Regions from separate parts of the Homo sapiens genome. Here all the other regions are linked to region 3. A link is an interaction called in ENCODE POLR2A ChIA-PET data of the cell type or tissue named here. Cell type or tissue: Caco-2. All regions are shown on one strand.

What was found. Peaks named below come from ENCODE experiments on the same cell type or tissue, not always from the same donor. Only the 100,000 strongest peaks of a DNase experiment are listed, where the experiment ranks them.
Region 1: POLR2A ChIA-PET joins it to region 3 with 5 read pairs; 3 of 35 experiments call an interaction of 5 or more read pairs at or near these places.
Region 2: POLR2A ChIA-PET joins it to region 3 with 6 read pairs; 3 of 35 experiments call an interaction of 5 or more read pairs at or near these places.

The regions. Positions count from the first base shown.
Region 1 is chr7:140,416,565-140,421,564 of GRCh38, forward strand. All of the region lies in intron 3 of RAB19 (RAB19, member RAS oncogene family), which reads left to right. Among named protein-coding and RNA genes, the nearest start is that of RAB19, 15 kb to the left of the region's middle. In Caco-2, no CTCF peak of the experiment used is centred here; no DNase peak of the experiment used is centred here.
Region 2 is chr7:139,750,995-139,755,994 of GRCh38, forward strand. All of the region lies in intron 1 of HIPK2 (homeodomain interacting protein kinase 2), which reads right to left. Among named protein-coding and RNA genes, the nearest start is that of HIPK2, 25 kb to the right of the region's middle. In Caco-2, no CTCF peak of the experiment used is centred here; no DNase peak of the experiment used is centred here.
Region 3 is chr7:140,047,058-140,052,057 of GRCh38, forward strand. The region is part of intron 4 of PARP12 (poly(ADP-ribose) polymerase family member 12); the gene reads right to left. Among named protein-coding and RNA genes, the nearest start is that of PARP12, 13 kb to the right of the region's middle. RefSeq lists a silencer at 4,698-4,898. In Caco-2, no CTCF peak of the experiment used is centred here; a DNase peak (open chromatin) is centred at 2,364.

The DNA of each region.
Region 1 (5,000 bases), 370 kb after region 3:
ATTTAATGTTCTGTGTGTCTGTCTTGCCTCCCTAACAAAATGAAGAAGCCCTTCCTTGGGGCAGGGCCGTCTGTCACTGTGCACTTAGCAAACTTCAGATCCTTTCCCTTCCTCCAGGCACCTGGCTCACCCCAGAGTGTGCAGCCCTGGCTGTTGGCGGGTGGACCCGTGGACATCAGCACTGTTGATCTAGTTGTGGTGGAGGAGCAGGTGGAAGGAGCAGGTCATAAAAGTTAGAATCCAGCTGGGCGCCGTGGCTCACACCTATAAATCCCAGCACTTTGGGAAGTTGAGGTGGGAAGATTGCTTGATGCCAGGAGCTTGAGATCAGCCCAGGCAACATAGTGAGACCTCCGTCTCTACAAAAAATAAAAAATTAAGCCGGGTGCGGTGACTCACACCTGTAATCCCAGCACTTTGGGAGGCCGAGGCAGGTGGATCACTTGAGGTCAGGAGTTTGAGACCAGCCTGGCCAACATGGTGAAACCCCATCTCTACTAAAAATACAAAAAAAAAAAAAAATCAGCCAGGTGTGGTGGTGAGTGCCTATAGTCCCAGCTACTTGGGAGGCTGAGGCACAAGAATCACTTGAACCTAGGAGGCAGAGGCTGCAGTGAGCCGAGATCGCACCACTGCACTCCAGCCTGGGTGACAGAGCGAGACTCTGTCTCAAAAAAAAAAAAAAAAATTAGCTGGACTCAGTGGTGTACGCCTATAGTCTCAGCTACTCTGGAGACTGAGGTGGGCACATTGCTTGAGGCTAGGAGTTCAAGGCTGCAGTGAGCTATGACTGAGCCACTGTGCTCCAGCCTAGGTAACAGATGGAGACCCTATCTCTTAAAAAAAAAAAAAAAATCAAATCCACAGATGGAGTGGGATGCAGGGAGTAGATCAGATTCCTGGCTGCAGGGGTTCCTTTTCCCACCACATCCCTTCTTCCACCAGGGACTGTCATTCCTTTCTTCTAGAAGCAGAGCTCAGCCCAGAGCTTCAGGCTCACCAGCTAAAAACACACGCATGGTTCTCTTGAAGGTGCATGCTATACGAGCTTCCTGTGGCTGCTGTAACCAACTGCCACGAGCTGGGGGCTGAAAACAACAGATGTGTTCACCCACTGTTCTGGAGGCCACAAGTCTGAAATCAGTCCTGCGGGGCTGAAATGGAGGTGTCAGCAGGGCCGTGCCCCTCTGGACGCTGTAGGGGAGACTGTCCCTCGCCTCCTCTGGCTTCTGGTGCCATCTTTGGCTCTGTGTGCCTCACCTTTTCCTGCCTGTGTGGGATCAAGTCTCCCTCTACCTCCCCCTTGTAAGGTTACTTGTGATTGCATTCAGGGCCTGCCCAGCTAGTCCAGAATAATCTCCCCATCTCAAGATCCTCAAATTAATCACACCTGCAAAGACCCTGTTAGCATTGACAGCTGCCTGAGGCCAGAGCCTGGTCTCCATGGGCCCCCGTTCCTAGCCTATTGTAGCACTCAAATGTGCTAATGTCTGCTGAAAATGGTCTTGGATTTAAACTTCTTTGGGGATCATTATGATCTAAGTCCAGCTTTGACACTGGGCAGGTTGGTGACAGTGACTATGGGAAAAGATTTTCAAAATATTTTTTATTGGGACATATTAATGTATATAAAGAAAAGTACACATTAATTTATCTCAAAGGGAACAGCTGAGCAAACACCAGCTGGGTCAAGACAGAGAATATTGGCCAGGTGCAGTGGTTCACACCTGTAGTCCTAGCACTTTGGGAGGCTGAGGCGGGTGGATTGCCTGAGCTCAGGAGTTGGAGACCAGCCTGGGCAACATGGTGAAACCCCGTCTCTGCTAAAATACAAAAAAAAAAAAAAAAAAAAAAAAAATTAGCCGGGCGTGGCAGTATGCACCTGTATGTAGTCCCAGCTACTCGGGAGGCTGAGGCAGGAGAATTGCTTGAACCCGGGAGGCAGAGGTTGCGGTGAGCCGAGATTGCGCCACTGCACTCCAGCCTGGGTGACAGAGACAGACTCTGTCTCTTAAAAAAAAAAAAAAAGAAGAATATTGACTGGGTGTGGGCTCACACCTGTAATCCCAACAGGGATTTGGGAGGCAGAGGTCGGACCAGCCTGAACAACATAGGGAGACCCGATCTCTACAAAAAAATTACAAATTAGCTGGGTATGATGGCATGCGCCTGTAGTCCCAGCTACGCAGGAGGCTGAATTGGGAGGATTGCTTTAGCCCAGGAGGTAGAGTCTGCAGTGAGCTGTGATCACACCACTGCACCACAGCCTGGGTGACACAGTGAAACCCTGTCTCAAAAAAAAAAAAAAAGAATATTGCCAGCCCACTCTTCTCCCCCACCAGCTTTCACTTTATTACTCCACACTCCTTCTGCCCCAAAGGCAAGTGCTTTTATGATAAACACTTCTTTGCTTTTTTCTTTTTTAATCATTTTACTACCTAAGCCCACATCCCTAAATACTGCAGTTTTGTTTTGGTGGGTTTTTTGTTTGTTTGTTTTGTGGTTTGTTTTTTTTTTTTTTTTGAGATGGAGTCTCACTCTGTTGCCCAGGCTGGAGTGCAGTGGCGTGATCTCAGCTCACTGCAAACTCCACCTCCCAGGTTCAAGTGATTCTCATGCCTCAGCCTCCCAAGTAGCTGGGATTACAGGCATGTGCCACCACGCCCAGCTAATTTTTGTATTTTTAGTACAGATGCGTTTTACTATGTTGGCCAGGCTGGTCTTGAACTCCCCACCTCAAGTGATCCACCCACCTCAGCCTCCCAAAGTGCTGAGATTACAGGTGTGAGCCACTGTGCCTCGTCTTGTTTTGCTATTGTTTTGTACGTTATATATAAACAAAATCATACCTTTTTGCCTAAGTTTCTTTCCCTCAATATTGTTTAACAGTTTCATCCATCGTTGCATGTGGCTGTAATCTATTCTTTTGTATAATTCGTATACTATTCCTTTGCAAGAACACCCTACAGAGTATTTCTCTGTTCTCTTGGCAATGGACATTTGAGTTGCTTCTATTTTGGGGCAACTAGGAAAATTGCTGCTCCGAACATTCTGGTATATGTTTATTGATGCCGATGGGCACACATCTCTGTTGAGTAATACCCAGGAGCAAAATTGCATGGTCATGCAGCTCTAGATAATCTCAAACCACTTGCCAGAGTGGTCGTTCTAGTGTGTACTCCCATCAGCAGTGTGTGTGGGTTTCAGTTGTTCTACATCCTCACCAACATCTGGTGCTATTAGTCCTTTTACTTCCATGCATCCTGAGAAGTGTGTCATGAGATCACTAGTGTTTTTCATTTGCATTTCCCTGTTTATTAATGAGATTGAACACCTTTTCAGGTGTTTGTTAGCTATTCGGATATCCTCTGTTGTGAAATACTTTTCAAGTCCAAGGCCTATTTTTCTGTTTGTTATCTTTTTCTTGTCAATTCCTAACAGTAGCTTATATCTTCTGAAAATGAGTCTGTGTCAGTGTGGGTCCTCCAGGAAGCAGATGTTGGGACAGGATGAGATAGACATGCAAGAGATTTACTGGGAGAAACAGCTGTGAGGGATAAAGAAGAAGGAGCAGGGCTGGGCACAGTGGCTCATGCCTGTAATCCCAGCACTTTGGGAGGCCGAGGCAGGTGGATCACCTGAGGTCAGGAGTTCGAGACCAGCCTGGCCAACATGGCGAAACCCCGTCTCTACTAAAGATACAAAAAATAGCTGGGCGTGGTGGTGGGCGCCTGTAATCCCAGCTACTCAAGAGGCTGAGCCAGGAGAATCGCTTGAACCCAGGAGGCAGAGGTTGCAGTGAGCTGAGATCGCACCATTGCACTCCAGCCTGGGCAACAGAGTGAGACTCCATATCAAAAAAAAAAAAAAAAAAAGAAGAAGAAGAAGGAGCAGAAGGAGGCAGGGAGTCTTCTATGAGATGTAGACCTGCCCCTGGGAAGGAGAGAACGGAGGAAGGATGGCTTAGTAGGTAGGAAGAGTCTTAGACTAAGCACAATTCAAAGAAAGTTTATTTTTCAGGCAGTGGGGTGCTCAAAAGCCAAGGTTGCCTGATAGAGGAATCGAATCCTGCATCCTGCAGCATGGATGTGCATGAGTGCCCTCATGGTATGGGGGATGGGGTGCTGTCCCCACTAGGGCGCTGCACTAGGGTCCTGTTGGGCTGTCTGTGACCTGCATTCTGGGCACTAGGTTCTCTTGAAGGAGGCCCCAGCCCTTTGTCAGTTACATATGTTGCAAACATCATCTTCCACCCTGTGGAGTAACTTTTCCCTCTCTCTTCTTAAAAATACCTGAAGGAAGGAATATTTTGGTTTTCTTATTTTTTATTTTATTTTTATTTTTTTGAGACTGAGTCTTGCTCTGTCGCCCAGGTTGGAGTGCAGTGGCGCGATATTGACTCACTGCAACCTCCACCTCCCGGGTTCAAGCAATTCTCCTGCCTCAGCCTCCTGAGTAGCTGGGATTATAGGCGCCCACCACCACACCCAGCTAATTTTCGTATTTTTAATAGAGACGGGGTTTCACCATGTTGGTCAGGCTGGTCTTGAACCCCTGACCTCATGATCCACCCGCCTTGGCCTCCCAAAGTGCTGGGGTTACAGGCATGAGCCACCACGCCTGGCCTTTTATGTTTTATTTTTTATAGATAGGGTCCAACTCTGTCACCCAGGCTGGAGTGCAATAGTGCCATCCTAGCTTACAGCAGCTTCGAACTCCTGGGCTGAAGCAATCCTCCTGCCTCAATCTTCCAAGTAGCTGGGACGACAGGCACATTCCAACATGTCCAGTTAGGTTGTTTTGTTTTGTTTTTTGAGACAGAGTCTTGATCTGTGACCCAGGCTGGGGTACAGTGGCCCAATCTTGCTTCACTGCAACCTCCACCTCCTAGGTTCAACGATTCTCATGCCTCAGCCTCCCAAGTAGCTGGGATTACAGGCACGTGCCACTACGCCCAGCTAATTTTTATATTATGAGTAAAGATGAAGTTTCACTATGTT
Region 2 (5,000 bases), 300 kb before region 3:
CTAACTTTGAACTTCTATATTTATTTGTATTTATCCTGATCCTGTCCTAAATTCTTTTATGTATCATATGGTTTATTGCAGTATACGTATTTATACTATAAAATCAATCAAAAGTTGTAAAACAAGGTGAATTACAAATAATCAAATAGAACTTAATTAAAATAATTACCATAGTAAACACAGCCAAATTTAGAGAATAGTATAGTTAAAAAACACTACAATCAGAGTGAAACATTTAAAAAAAAATGAACATGTTGAAGCAGACACTGTAAGTTGCCTTCCTAATAGCCATTCCCTCTTTCTCTTCTGGAGAGACAGGATTTAGTTTAGATGTCACTCTCCCCACCACCACCTCCAACCACCTTCCACCTCCCCTTTGTGTGACTCAAGAACCAATCCTGGCTAGTCTAAGCTAATTGTTTGCTGTGCCTGGGAGTGAATGATCTGGGCTAGGCATGTTACCCAGTTATAGCCTATAAGAAGGGGAGAGAGAACAGCTGGGACCTTTGGGGAAGGTTCCCTTATTTGATGAATGATTTGGAGGGAGGGAGGGAGGGAGGGAGGGAGGGATGGATGGATGGATGGTTGGATGGATAGATGGATGGATGGATGGATGGATGGATGGATGGATGGATGGACAAACATATTTCTGCTGGGCCAACCATGCACACAAACCATCACTTAGTGCTAGGCACTAAACTGCATGCATTGAGAGATATGAGAGTAAATAATTAATGACTAAGGGCTTGAGAAGGCAGATGCCATAAGAATCACAATCTTCTTCAGAAGACACCCCAAAGATAGACCTTCCAGATTCTCCCAGGGATCATGTTAATCTCTGAGAAACATGTTGAGAAATTCTATGTAAGTACCAAATTTATAATCACTACATACAAATAGCTCTTGCTCTCCCACAAAGATCACAGAAGGAAGGAAGGATGGGAGGAAGGGAAGAAGAGAGAAAGGGAAGAAGAAAAGGAGGGAGGAAGGCAGGCCAACCAGAAAAGTTTACTGCCCCTTTCCAAAGTATACTTTGTATATTCTCTGGATTAGGTAGAATTGCTTCCATATTCAAAATCAATTGTAACTGCTCTCAGGCCACTCACAACCTTGCTTTTCTCTAAATACCTTTTCTCTAAGAGACACCAGCCATGCATGTGCCTGTGTGCACACACATGCTCAGAAGCTATTTCAAATGGTCTCCAACCTCCTCAGCCCCCCACCCCACAGGGGCAGCTCCTTTGCTAGAAAAGGGACTGAAGTCCAAGCTGTTTGCTGCATCCACTGGCTCCAGTGTCCCCCAGACACCTGTCATCGCCCACCCTGGGAGCTCTTCTCCACTCCCCAAACTATCTTGTTCACAGCAAAATAAAATACTATTCTTTTCCACTCTAATAAGATGCCCTCTGTCCGGCCGTGCAGAGTCTGTCTCGTGGTTTATCACTACTCAACGTGTCTGCATGTGATTTTCTCCCTCACCTCTCCCCCTTCTGCACCAAATCATGCCCACCTCCCTTCTGAACTGCTGGAAACCAAAATCTTCCTGAAAGCACCCCAAGCTAACTTATGGGGTTAGGATCACCACACCCAGGATTCCCTCAGTCCTCCTATCTTTAGACTTCTTTTCTTTTTGAGGACACGATTCTCCAAAGTTAACTTCTATAAAGCAAATCCTATTTCTCACTGACCCATATTTTACCAAACAGCTGGCACTGCTTTTTTCACAGCTGAAAAAAAAAAAAAAAAGAAAAAGAGAAAGAAAACTCTGCTGAAGCACATGGAGAACCGGCCACACAGCCCTGCTGAAGCATGAGGGATTTTCCTTCCCAGGACTTTCCAGGCTCAAAATTCCTGAACTTCCCACATTAGTCAAATGCTGCTGCTACGGGCTGGACTTCTGCACATTAGATGTCATCGTAAAGAGAATCTAGGTGACAAACGAGGCAGAAATGAGCACAAGTTTGTCCCCACCACTGGGAAATCAATTCCCAGTGCACATCCCACAAGAGGGTGGTCTAGGTAGGCTTGGGCAAGCACAGGTATGCCTCTGTCCCAAGGTTCTCCTGTCCCTCTTTACAGTAGTCAGATGGGCATGGTTGTTTTCTATTCCATTCTTGGCTGAACCAGTGGGCACAGGGCTTTGCACACAGTGGGCCCCCCAGTGCTGCTGAGAGACTGACTTCTGAGAGGGAGGTGATGGAGACTGAGGCTGCCTCCGCAGAACAGAGGGCAGCTGCATTACCAGGCATGCCCTCTGAGAGGCCTCTGCTTTAAGCTGAGTGGCAGGTAATAAAAACCCAGGTTCCAAAGGAGCTTAATCGAGGGTGCTGGCGTGGCAGCTGAACTGGAGATCAGAGGGGACCAGCAACCACGGGAGCCTTCCTACATGTCACACCATTCCTTGGGACCAGCAGTGACTCTCTAAGGATGAACCACACCATCGCACACATCTGAAGCTGGGAGTGGACGAGGAGAAGGGGGAAATCTTCATGGAGAAAGACACCAAATGTCATGAGTCATAAAGCAAATTCTGACTTGGAACCATCGAGGGAGATTATCTTTCAGCTCAGAGTGCATTTTTTTCCAGCAAGATACAAAAAGCTTCATGGATCATAGTAACCAGCTTGCCTGTTATTGAGTTGAGCACAGTAGGGAAAATGCAAAGGTAAAGTGTATGCTTGCAGAGTGGCTCTGAACACTTCTGAAAATGATCACTCAAGGGCTGGAGGGCCAAGGGAGCGTCTCTGCGAGGGCAGGCGTGCATACACACCAGCGGCCCCCAGCCAACGCCCTGACCCAGTACACATAGGCAGCAAAGGAGGTGAGCCTTTCCCTTTAATTATGCCAATTGTGAGATGGGGAAGGCGCCAGTGGAGAAGGCATTTAAAGCAGATTGCCCCATTTAGGGAGATATGATACTTGGAAATGAAGACTGGCACTTTTCCTAGACTAAAGGTTGTGCTGAATGGCCAGAGAGCAGGAGGGCAGCAGCCCTGCCTGTGGGGCTTCCACCTGACTTCAAAGACGGGCGCCACGCTGGAGCCAGTGCACAACACAAAGGGAAGCGGGGGCTCGAGGCCCCAGGCTGCTATCTGCTCCAATTTAGGGGACAGTCCTGCTTCTTTCCAAGAGACACCCTTTGGAAGTGGGGAGAAAGTAGCTAAACAGGCCTGAATGGGAGGGCTAGAAAGAGGAGATACTGCACCTCAGGCCTTGCCCTTTAATTTCAGAGCCATTTTAAGCATAAATATCGTATCTAAGTCTCCGATAGAAGGAGCACAAATGGTAGGCGCTCAATTAATGTCATCTCACTTTTGAGTCAGAGAAACATCTTCACTTTGCATTACTGCTGAACAGAACTGAGGGCCATCAAGACCACTTTGTGGAGGCCATAAGGAAAAGACCTAGAAACGCATGCTTCAGACACATTCCACCACATCAGGGCTGAAACGAGCAGCAGGAAGATGTCTGTGCACAGAGCAAGAAAGCTGGTTCCACCAAAGCCAGGTTAGAATATAGATACATGTACATGTATATACACATAGAAAAGCTAAGTGTGTGAGAGAGACAGAGAGTGTGTGTGTGCAGTATGTTAACTAAACCTCTTACAAAAGTCATTAAAATTTTCTAAAAATTAAATTCTGAACAATAATTAGTTTGTGAAACCAACAGAACAAAGTGCTAAGAGCCTGAGAAAACACCATCTCTTCTTTACATAGATCACTGAGGACTTGATAAGAAACTTCCTCTGTCACACAGCAGCCTCCGTGGGCAGTGGGAGGGGAGCTGAAGGGGAGAGAAGGAGAGACGATGATGGAATTCGAAAGCTAGGAGGGGCTTCCAATACGTTCTCTTGCTATGGAGGACACAGGTGATACGGCTTCTTGGAGATCACACAGCGAGTCTCTGATTCTCTGACTACAGCCTGGATGGTTCATACGGATGATACCACCACGGCACAGAGATCTCCATAAGTACTTTAAAAACAACATGCATTGGGTGATCTTTCTGTTCGGATACTGACTCTCAGGGAAGACGGCCTCACTTCCAGCATGGGGGGGATGCACATCCTGGTCAGTTTAACTCAGCCAGGGCTCATCTTCTTCCTGTTGTCAATGACTTGACTTAGGCACTGGCACACACCATCAGCCTGGTCAACGAGGTGTGAAGGGAGGTCTGCAGGAAGCTTCTGGAAAAGGTTTTCTTGCTTTAAAGAGATGCTCTTTTTCCCATGGACACTGTTGAGTTGGATGTGATGCCTAGAACTGTGGCAGCCATCAGACCGACATACCACAAACCATGGGGCAGAAATACAGAAAGAACATCAGTTTTTTACAACCAACCCTGGAGCTGATGACCTCAGAACTTCTTGTTAACCAGTCAGTCAGTTTTCCCTTTTGTTTATACACTTTGTGTTGGTTTCTGTCCCTTGAAGCTAAAAGCATCTTAACCAATAATCTACTAATAAACAGACCATGAAACAAAAAACAATTTGTTTTCTACCATCCTACTCTCTCTGAAGAGAAACAAGGTCTCCTGAGCTGACGGGGAAAATCCCCACCTAACTCTTTTTCCCTGCTTCTTCCTTTTTTCTCCCTCAATGGAACTGTAAACACGCTCAGAACTACCAGCCTCTCTGAGAAGAAGCCTTAAAGATGCTCTGGTCCCACATCCATGTTCTGTTGGATGCCAGTCTCCGGCAGTCCCTTCACAAGGCACTCATCTGGAATACCTCCAGTACCAGAGAAATCGCAGGCCCCATGGATGTCCACATGTGGAGGGCTTCGGTACGGTGTCCTTCCTTAGGGCCTGGTGGGAATCTGCCTCCTGTGGCTTTCCAGCCATTGATTCGAGTTGCACCACAGCTACCTTCTATTATCCATCTGCCCTTCAGATACTGCTTCTGTATCATACAGCTTAATTCTCAATTATTATAATTCCTTTCAGACAAATGTTTTCTTACAGGAAATGCATATTCTTCTGAGCCATGTTCTACCTTC
Region 3 (5,000 bases):
CCTAGCCTTGTGGTTGTCAACAGGTGTGGTGCTGCCCACTGACCTGGGAACATTCTGAAATGTGTGGTGGAGTCTGTTTTTTCAGTGCCGGCATGCCTGAGCATTTAGATACAGAAACACTTTTTGCATTTTATTATATACATTGCTATGATTTAAATGTCTGTCCCTTCTAAAACTCTTGTTACAACTTAATCGCCAATGTGATAGTATTGAGCGGTAAGGCCTTTAAGAGGTGACTGGGTCATAGATAAATGGATTAATGGGTGTATGGGTTATCATGAGAGTGGAACTGGTGGCTTTATAAGAGGAAGCGAGACCTGAGCTAGCATGGTCAGCCCCCTTGCCATGTGATGCCCTGCAGCACCTCAGGACTCTGCAGTCCCCACCAGCAAGAAGGCCCTCATCAGATGCAGGCCCTTGACAACCTGGACTTCTCAGCCTCCATATAGGTAAGACATAAATTCCTTTTCTTTATAAATTATCCAGTTTCAGGTACTCTGTTATAAGCAACAAAATGGACTAAGACATACATCTTCCTTCTTTATGTCTCACTTTTTAACAGGACCTTACTTTTTTTTTTGAGACAGGGTCTCACTGTCACCCAGGCTGGGGTATAGTGGCACAATCACGGCTCACTGCAGCCTCAACCTCCCAGGCTCAGGTGATCCTCCCATCTCAGCCTCCTCAGTAGCTGGGATTACAGGTGTGCACCACCACACAGCTAATTTTTGTATTTTTTGTAGAGACAAGGTTTCACCATGTTGGCCAGGCTAGTCTCGAACTTCTGGCCTCAAGTGATCCACCCATCTTGGCCTCCCAAAGTGCTGGGATTACAAGTGTGAGCCACCACACCTGGCAATTTTTTAGAAATATGTATGTTGATGGTTTATATCATCTATGAACTTTATTTAATGAGAGTAAGAAGCTGATTATGCGAAGGTCAAAGGTCTCATCACTGCAGGGGGCAGTCTGACTCCTCAATATCACTCTCTGTGTGGCAGGTGGACGGGCAGAGATCACAGCAAAGATGGAGCCAGATTCATCCCTACCAGAAATCCATCCCAACCCAACACGTCCAACTGAAGGCAGGTCAGCAGCATGGTTACAGGCTCCTTGCATCTCTTCTGGCTAACAACATGCTCACTCCTTCCCTGACACTCTCCCACCAACATCCACACAATGGCCCAGACCTATGGGTTCCGGTGAGCTGCTCCCCTCACCAACCCCATGTTCCTCCTGGGCAGCCAGATCCTCACTTCTCTCATCACTCCAAGCACACGCTGCCTGCCCTGTCTTTGCTGGTGCCTGCCACCACCGGGAACGCCACCCACACCCTCTCCCTACCTGTCAACAGCCTATGTGAGGTTCTGCTATATCCACACAGAGAAGTGTCATGAGAGGACAGGGAGAAAGGAGAGAAAAAGAATGAGAAGCTCTTTGCACTGTGACATGCAGCTAGCTACCTCTGAGATATTTGCTCTAAGGCAGGAAGATAGAGAACAAGGTGCAGAATGCCTCTATTTGGGTAAAAAATAGAAAAAAAAGTAAGTTTAGACATATTCTAACTAAACACACACACATGCACATATTATTTCTTGCAGAGGGAACCTGGTAACTGGAGACAAAGTTATAAGCAAAGACTTCTGTCATTTTGGCATGTTTTGAACTTTGAACCACAAGAAGATATAATATATTCCAAAAATTATACATCTAATTAAGTGAAAAAGGTAGAAAGCCATGCTAGCGTGCCTGTGTAAGGAAACTGAACAGACACATACCCTTGTACACGTATACAGTCTCGATGAAAGGATATTCAAAGAATGGATAATTATGGCTGTTTCTTGGAGGGGACTTGAGTTCTGGAGAAAACTGGTGTGAGGGCGACTTATTTCTTACTGAGTGTCCTTTGTACATTTTTAATTTGTATTTCAAAATAATAATGAAACTAGCTAATTTGATACTTGAAAAAAATTAAAATTTTCTAAAATTGTGTGCATTCTTTCAGGCACATCTCAATGCCACTTCTTTCCCAGGCTCTGCAAAAGCACCTGGTGGGGGAAGTCCCATGGAGGAGGGTGGGAGGGTGCCTGGGATTGTGTGATCAGGTATGGGGCCGAGCAGACAGGGCAGAAGAGAGTGCCAGGCTGAGAGGACTGAGGGAACAAGGTGGGGACACCCAAGCAAGGAAACTCCTCTAAGTGCAACAAGGCTGAAAACAGCCACACCAGGGACTGAAGATCTCCTAACTTGTCCAGTTTGAACATGGACAGCTCACTAGGTCAGGAACCTCTTGAACTCTCTCAAGCAGGTGTGTACACAACAGATAATTAAAGGGCTGGGCCAGGAAAGACAAATAGCTATGGTCCAAGGTCACAACCAACCAGTTCCTGTTCCCTCCCTGAAAGGCATTAGAGGAAATGATCAGGGATGAGAGCAGAAGGCCACCCCAGGGCATCCCAGTAGTCAAATGCTATACCTACAAACCCCAGGCACAGGTGTACTATGGACAGCCTGAGACAGGATCTCCCTGCAAACAGGCACATCCTGGGGAAGGTGCACTCCTTAGGGCCCTCCAGGCTGATGCTTCCTCAGGAAGGACATGGGGGCCAGGGGAATGCACTATAATCAAACAGCAGGCCTGAGGCTTCCGTTCTGAAACAAAGCTGAGCTATAGACCACACTGTTCACAGCTGGAAGGTGCCCAGGACAGGAGGCACCAGGTAAGCCACTGCAGCCACAGCAGCTGGTGAGAGCCTAGTCCCAGCACAGCGGTAGAGACATAAGGTCCTTTCCCTTGTCCTGGTCTTCCTGTCCCCTTTCTCAACTTCTTTTCCCGCCTTCTAATGTTCCCTACCTCACGTTGGCATTCCAGGGGCTTTCTAGGACGTGAGTCATAGAAATCAAATCAATTTGGCAGACAAAACACCACATCCACCCCAGCCCTTCCTCCCTATAGTCCTTGAAATAACAGGCCAGAGAGAATAATAAATCCAAAAGCACTGGAAAACAATAAAAAATACCATCAAAAGACCAGAATTATTCAAGAATTGCTAAAACTATGGAGCAATGAGAATCAAATAGATATAAAAAGAAGAGAGAAAAATGCAGACAAAATGTGCAGAACATACCACAGAAGTAGAAAAGATCTGGGGTCATCACAGATTCAGAGTCAGATGAAGCCAGGAGCAAGAACGATACCCAGGCCAATCCCAATGAGAACAATGGGAGCCCCTGGCAGAGGCACTCCCTTCCCCTAACTTGCTTGTGTGAAGGAAGCTTGCTGTGCACTTCCTAGTTAAACTAAGTGTGAATATAAGGGTTAGAGCAAGAGAAAAGCAAATGAGACGGCCACCAAAGCCCCCGTCCCAGTCCTAGGCTACATGCCAGCCTCCCACCTCACCAAGCAGGACCTTCTGCCTCTTCCCCACCATCACTAGAATGAGGGCCTGGAATCCAAATCAGCCCCATGGAAATCAACCAACAGGTATACGGGATTCTCAAGCACCAACGTGACAGACAACCAAGAGTCGCTCAACACATGAAGGAAAACAATTCAAAGAGAGGCAGCAACTCACACAGAAACAGCGATACCTAAGGACAGAATGATCAGAGTTAAGAGAACAAGTATTCACAGCTAGACTTCAACCTAAAAGCCTAGCCCCTGAAACTTCTAGGAAAACACCATAAGAGAAAACATTCTGTAGGCTTAGAATAGGCAAATATTTTTAGGATACAAAAAACACAAACCATAAAAGAAAAAAAATATTATCTGGACACCACTATTAAAATACCTGTACACTATAAAGGAAATAAACATGAAAGACTGGAAGGATATATCTTCAGTATAAATCATATACAAAACACAACTCAATAAGAGATCAAATAACCCAATAAAAATGGGTATAACTGTCACTAAAGACCAATACTGTATGATTCCATTTATATGAAATATTCAAGCAAATCTATAGAGATGGAACCTTCATCTGTAGTCATCAGGAGCTGGGGGGAGGGAAGACTGCTAATGAAGACGGGGTTACTTTGGGGGTGTTGAAAATGTTTTCATATTGCCTATGATGATGGCTGCCCAATTCTGTGTTAATATTACATATGTAAGTGGACTTCAAAAAGTTCATGGAAAACGGAATTAAAAGATAAAAAATATAAACTTTATTTCTCAATATAAGCTCCATCAAGTTCAGGACACTTTTGTAAAAGACGATACCAGCCATTTAGTCCACCCATAAAGAACCAAGGGTCCTAGGAATTTAACCATGTCAATCCAGTCTTTTTTCTACATTATTAACTGAAGAAAAATGGGTGCCCTTTAAAGATTTTTTTTCTTTTTTTTTTTTAGACAGAGTTTCACTCTGTCGCCCAGGCTGGAGTGCAGTGGCACGGTCTCGGCTCACCGCAACCTCCACCTCCCGGGTTCAAGTGACTTTCCTGCCTCATCCTCCCAAGTAGCTGTGATTACAGGTATGTGCCACCACACCCAGCTAATTTTTGTATTTTTAGTAGAGACAGGGTTTCACCATGTTGGCCAGGCGGGTCTCAAACTCCTGACCTCAAGTGATCCACCTGCCTCGGCCTCTCAAAGTGCTGAGATTACAGGCATGAGCCACCATGACCGACCTAAAGATTTTTAAGATTAGAAAACAAAAAGAAGTCAGAAAGAGCCAAATCAGGACTGTAAAGTGAATGCCTACAGATTTCCCATTGAAACTCTTGCAAAATTGCCCTTGATTGATGAGGAATGAGCAGCAGCCTTGTGGTGGTGGAGAAGGACCCTCTGGTGAAGCTTTCTGGGCATTTTTTTGCTAAAGTTTTGGCTTTCTCAAGACACTCTCATCATAAGCAGATGTTATTGCTCTTTGGCCCTCTAGAAAGCCAACAAGTAAAATGTCTTCAGCATCTCAAAAAACTGTTGCTGTGACTTCTGCTCCTGATCACTTCTGCTGTGACTGGGCCACTTCCCCCTTTTAGGAGCCATTGCTTTGTCT